Linked DNA regions of Mus musculus: region 1 is linked to region 2. The links are chromatin loops, found by intact Hi-C in ENCODE. Cell type or tissue: heart. All regions are shown on one strand. Each heading gives the region's core, and the rest is flanking DNA. Links, peaks and the distances in the headings are about the cores only.

The links. A loop is a pair of places that touch in the nucleus more often than their neighbours do. Peaks named below come from ENCODE experiments on the same cell type or tissue, not always from the same donor. Only the 100,000 strongest peaks of a DNase experiment are listed, where the experiment ranks them.
Region 1: a loop joins it to region 2, with 5 times the contacts of the local background. A loop is called at or near these places in 2 of 42 quality-filtered maps.

The regions. Positions count from the first base shown.
Region 1 is chr7:142,069,716-142,072,625 of GRCm38, reverse strand. No RefSeq gene overlaps it. Among named protein-coding and RNA genes, the nearest start is that of Gm25416, 7.3 kb to the left of the region's middle. In heart, for the core only: a CTCF peak has its summit at 1,574 (motif pointing left); a DNase peak (open chromatin) is centred at 1,495; H3K4me3 peaks cover 296 bases; H3K27me3 peaks cover 1,398 bases.
Region 2 is chr7:142,254,495-142,257,404 of GRCm38, reverse strand. It overlaps Gm46022, which reads left to right and starts at 2,121. Exons shown (of 4, transcript XR_001778358.1): 1 at 2,121-2,910. In heart, for the core only: a CTCF peak has its summit at 1,651 (motif pointing right); no DNase peak of the experiment used is centred there.

The DNA of each region.
Region 1 (2,910 bases), core at 147-2,646, 180 kb after region 2:
CCTCTTGAAGGAAGAAACTGTTTTAGTGGAGCCCACAGTTAAGAGACTTTTAATTGTAAAAAGACTTTGGATTTTAAAAGAGATGGATATTTTAAAGAGACTGAAATTTTAAGAATATGTAAAGACTGTGGGACTTTTAAAGTTATTTAGATCTTGGGGATGAATAAGAATGTAAGGGTTGAGGCTTACTAGTGATGTGTTTGTGTGTCAAGTTGACAAGGGGTCAATTGTACTGGCTAGTTTTGTGTCAACTTGACACAGCTGGGGCTATCACAGAGAAAGGAGCTTCAGTTGAGGAAATGTCTCCATGAGATCCAACTGTAAGGCATTTTCTCAATTAGTGATCAAGGGGGAAAGGCCCCTTGTGGGTGGGTCCATTTCTGGGCTGGTAGTCTTGGGTTCTATAAGAGAGCAGGCTGAGCAAGCCAGGGGAGGCAAGCCAGTAAAGAACATCCCTCCATGGCCTCTGCATCAGCTCCTGCTCCCTGACCTGCTTGAGTTCCAGTCCTGACTTCCTTTGGTGATGAACAGCAGCATGGAAGTGTAAGCTGAATAAACCCTTTCCTCCCCAACTTGCTTCTTGGTCATGATGTTTGTGCAGGAATAGAAACCCTGACTGAGACACCTACCTTTCTGTCCTTTTCTAGTCAGGTCATTGAATTGGACTCCTCCTACACTTCATAGACACACCCAGAAAGGCCCAGATGGATAACACTCCACTTGCCCTGAGTCTGGCCAGTAAATGGTTCTCCCTGAATGCCTTGCTCTTCTCCCTCAGAGCCTTCTGAGACAGGTGTCTGGGTGAGACAGCTCACATGTCCAAGGAAACACTACATCTAATGGGAAGCCTGGCAAAAACTTTAGGGTCCAGGTGCCAGCCCTCCTTGCACAGACTCCCCAACTCCTCTTGTCCACCCTAACCATTGTACACCTAGGCCCAGGCCAAAAAGCTGGGGCTGGTAAGACATAAGTCGACGTCGTCGTCCCCCCCCCCCCGCCACCCCCCCCCCCCCCCCGCTATCCTGAATCACAGGATTTTGGTTGGTTGGACGAAGTGGGAAGAGGAGGGGACGATTGGGCTCCACCCTTCCCTTGGCCCCTGGCTTGTGGCAGTGCCCCTCCCCAGCTTCTGCATCCTGGTATGGACAGTGCTAGGGGTCAGGTGCGCGCTGCTGTACTAGTGGGAGTGGGCAAAATCTTGATGAACATCAGGGGTAATTGGCTGGTGCACAGCAGAGAGCACAGCGAGTACTCTGGGGCTAGAATTCTAGTCTGGGTAAGGCGAGTGCCTCCCATTCTCCACAGCGCCCTCCTTTTAAGCGCTGCAGGGGAGCTTCACCAGCAGCCCAGAGACAGAGGAGCAATAGTGCCTGGGCATCTGCTCACTCTGAGATCTGTACCTAACGCAGCTCGAGATCTTTACACTGGGTAGTCAAATGGTTGCCCGAGTCTCTCCTGGCACAACCGGAGTGAATAGGATTGTGTTATGCACCGAGTGAGACCTATCACTCACCTCTCGGCTCCAACCTGGGGCGGCAGCTGTGAAGGTTGAGAGCAGCCCACTAGTGCCACCTGCTGCCCGCGTCTGAGCGGACAAGGTCAGTCCGTGAATGATAGCCATTCTACTCTGCTTCCCATTGATATGGTTCTCCTCAAGCTGAAAGAAGGACTTGACCCAGACTGGGGTCTACAGCCCTGCCGCCTTCCCACCTTCCCTCTGAGGCCCTCTCCTTGGCCTGTCTGCAGCTATAGCTGTACTGGCATCTTGCACCTGCACCTGGCGTCCCTCTGAAAGGTCAGCCACACCCATGGTTTCAACTGTCAATTGACCCGATTGTTCCTTCCACCAGATTTTTTTTTCTTCTGTACTTTCAGACCTGGAAATGCCAGGCTCACCTGGATGGTTTTACCACCATCCCTCTATTTGCCCAGCCACTCCCCCTACTCTCTACAATACCTCCCAGAGGCATCTGCCTTTTTGGCCTGCCTCCAGCCTGTGCATGCACCAGGCTGGCACCCCTACCAAGCTGCTGCCAGGTTCAAGGCTTCATTTAAACCCCTCTATGTTGAGTGAACAAACATTCAAGTCTTGGGGTGAGAGTCAGTTCTAGCCATCATATCCGGTAGGGCCTGCCTGGTATTAGAGTTTCTCTTTAAGGTACTATGTGTTTCCTGGGGCTTCTGTAACAATCCTCAGGAAAAGGGTGGTTTAAGCAACGGGAGTTTCTCTCTGAATTCTGGCTAGAAGATGAAAATCAATTGTTGCTAAGTGGATGAAGGAGTGGGTTCCTTCTCAGTGATGAAAGAGAAAAACCCAGCCTGGGCCTCATCCTTAGCTGCAATGGGCTCCTAGAACCCTTTATTAGATCACCAATCATTTTGGATCAGCATCCCCACATATATCAAAGTGACCTCATCTAAGTTATATGGATAAGGACACACGTTCACTAATATAACATTCAAAGATCCAGGGTATTAGACTCAAATACGAATCTAGGGGGCTACAATCCAACAATTAGCATCAGAGGTTGACAGCACACACATTCTGGGGCTGTGGTCATGAAAGCCACTTGGACCTCTTGAACTGCTGCTAGCCCTGATGTAGGGAAAGCCACTAATGATCATGAGTCCCAGTGGATTCCCGCCACCTCTGTTCCAGAGAATGTCTGTAAATGCAGGTCTCTTGGGCCCAACCCAGAACTTCAGGATGAGACCTAAGGGAAAAGGCACAGGGATGAGTCCCCAGGGATTCCCCAGAGAGACCTCATGTCTGATGGTATTCATCCATTGGTTGGGAGGAACAAGAGTGAGCTCCAGTTGGTCAGCACAGAGAAGGGCAGCAGAGTCTTCTGGCTTCCTCCAAGCCTTTTTCCTGCTCTCGTGTTAGTGAGTCACCTCCCAGAAGTGGTT
Region 2 (2,910 bases), core at 229-2,728:
AGTGCCCTCACCATAGCCCACCCACCTCGTGCAATAAGGTGAGCATTCAGACTTACTTGGACTTGTAAGCCAAGGAATAGCAATCCCTGCTTTATTTTAAGTTGAAAATCACAAACTAATAAACACATCCCATGGACCAATGCAAGCATACCTCATTCATTCACCCCTCCCTGTCCCTCGCTCTCACTCCCTGGTTTCCTCATTTTTCTGCAGGTCTGTGTGGGACTCTACCATCCTGATGGTGGTGCTGGGGCAGCTAAGGTCTCCTGCCTCACATCTCCTTCTCCCTGTCTTCTCCCTCTCTTGGGATTCCTCTCTATTCAAGGCTTACTAGATTTGTTCAGAGGGACACTGGACTGCCAGGCCAATAGAGGCCCTGAAGCTGTGATGGCTCCAGGCTGTGTCAGACCCAGCCCTCTGATGACTCCCTTTGCAAGGCTCTGGTTTTCTTACTTGTTTTGTGAGTGACCTGCAGATCTCAGAGCTCACACATGTCCACCCTCACCAAGACCTTCTCATGGGTCATTTTCATTGAGCTTCTATCAGGTTGCAGCCATACTTCTTTTCTGACATGGAGCTGTCTGTAAGGGACACAGAACTGACCTGTCAAGAGCAGAGGAGGACTGTGCACCCAGCATGTCCTCTAAAACCCTCACAGGACCCTGGGCTATCGGCCATGAAGACTATCCTTCATGAGAATCCTGTGTCCTAAGCAAAAGAAAGCACAAAACCTAAAGACCTGGTCCTGCTCCTCAGGACCTTGTAGGCATGGCAGTGAAACTCTTGTCACTCTGAGGACTGGGAACACATGATCCACTTGGGAAAGGGAGCCCAGAACTCAGGGGTAGAGTTTAGGAGAGCTAAGGTCCAATCTTTGAATTTGGCACCTATATAGGAAAGAAAGATTATTTTTCTTTAAGCAATTGAATTTATTATTATTTGGTGATATTGACATGTATACATACATGCATACACATATACATATACATATACATATACATATACATACATACATGATTCAAGAAATGCTTGTCTCCTTTCATCTTCAATTCAGGAGCTCAACCTCCAGTTCAGTTCAAGCACATTCACCCACTGAGCCATCTTGGCAGGCTCTTTTGTTTAGAAAGGAAAACTGTGACCTTCCCTACAACCACCATGTAGCTCAGTGTGGCCTGGAATCTGTAGCTTTCTCCCCTGTGTCAGCCTATCCAGTGCTGGGATTACAGGTGTACTCCAGCATGCCTGGATGAACACTGCCTCCCAGAGGTTTCTTTCTTGCTGAAGCAGAGACCAGGCACTGTGGTCATGGCCTTTACAAGTCTGACCTAGGTACTGATTCTGCAGTTCTGGATCCTGGCTCAGCTCTAATGTCTGCTGGGCTCCATCCAGTCTGCTCAATGCATTGCACTAACATTCAGCATGAACTGAAACACTGTCAGAAGACTTGATCCCAGAGCTCAGTTCCTCTCCACATAGTGAGCATTTCTGTCTATAAGGCACATTCTAGGCCTGTTGGGTTATTATCCAGTTGTAGACATATGTAGTACCTGAGCTCCCTACTGAAGCTTAATACAATTTTGTGTAAATATGTCTAGATTCCTGCCCAGGGTCAGAGCAAGGGGAAGCAGCTCCATGCTTTTCCTCTGAAAGCCACACGGTGGCGGTGTGAGAGGTTCCTCCAGCTGAAGGTTCTCTGTGCTGTTTCACTTCTCTTATATTCTGTCTGAGGATAAGCAGCTACATCTGAATGCAGATGCCAAAATGCCAAAGACAGCCTTGACCAGCAGGAAGCACAATCTAGGAGCATCCAAGCTTATCTAAGCTAAGTAGTAACTCTAAGAAGAGTGTAATTTTCTGTACAGTGTGTTTGGTTAATGTAGGGATTAAAGGAAAGGGAAGCCCAGGGAAGGGAAGGGAAAGGGAAGGGGAAGAGAGGGGAGGGGATGGGATGGGATGGGATGGGAGGGGAGGGGAGAGGAGGGGAGGGGAGGGGAGGGGAGGGAAGGGGATGAGAGAGGATGGAGGGGAGTGCAGTGGAGAGGAGGGAGAGAGAAGAGGGTGGCATAGGGATGGGAGGGGAGGTGGGAGAGAGAAGAGAAGTAAAGGAAGGGTAAGAGAGGGGAAAGGAGCAAGGGGGAAGGAAAGGGAAGGAAGGGAACAGAAAGGAACAGAAGGGAAACTAAGGGGACTGCTCTTTTGGGAACATGTTTGCCTGGTAAGCAAGAGGACCTAATTTTCACTACAGAACCTAAGTGAAATGCCAGGGGTGCCAAGCACGGTGGCAAAAGGCTTAGCCACCCTAGCACTTGAGACTGAGGTAGGCAGAGCTCTGTGAGCTGGAAGGCTGCCAAGTCTATGTAGCAAATTCTAAGATGCTCCATGATACAGAATGAACAGGCTGTTTAAAAAGACAAAAAACAAACAAACAAACAAACAAACAAACAAGCAAAACAGCCAGGACTGGTGGGGCATGCTTCTAATCCCAGTGCTGCGTGGGATGCTGGGTAGGAAGCATTTCTTTTGGAAAAAAAAATCTCTACAAATCTCTGTTGAGAGTTAAAAAAAATGTGTAATATAACCTTTACCTTATAGTTTAGTCAGCATGGTTTTTTTCAAAGTGTACACTCAATTAACTGTTACAGACTCGTTAGTTTCTCTAAGATGCTTGCTGGTTATCTGGTCCAAGTCCTGTGATGCTTTCTCAGCCTCAGACTCCATTTGGAAGCAGCAGAGCCAAACCGTTCCACCCAGAATTGAAATCACGAGCTGGCACTCCATTTACTGTTCTTGAAGATAAGGCTGTATACGAGAACCCATAGGTTTTTTTTTGTTTTGTTTTGTTTTTTTAATCCAAAATGTTATAGTGAACGATTAAATTCCTGTTTTTAACAAGTTACTTCTAATGAAATG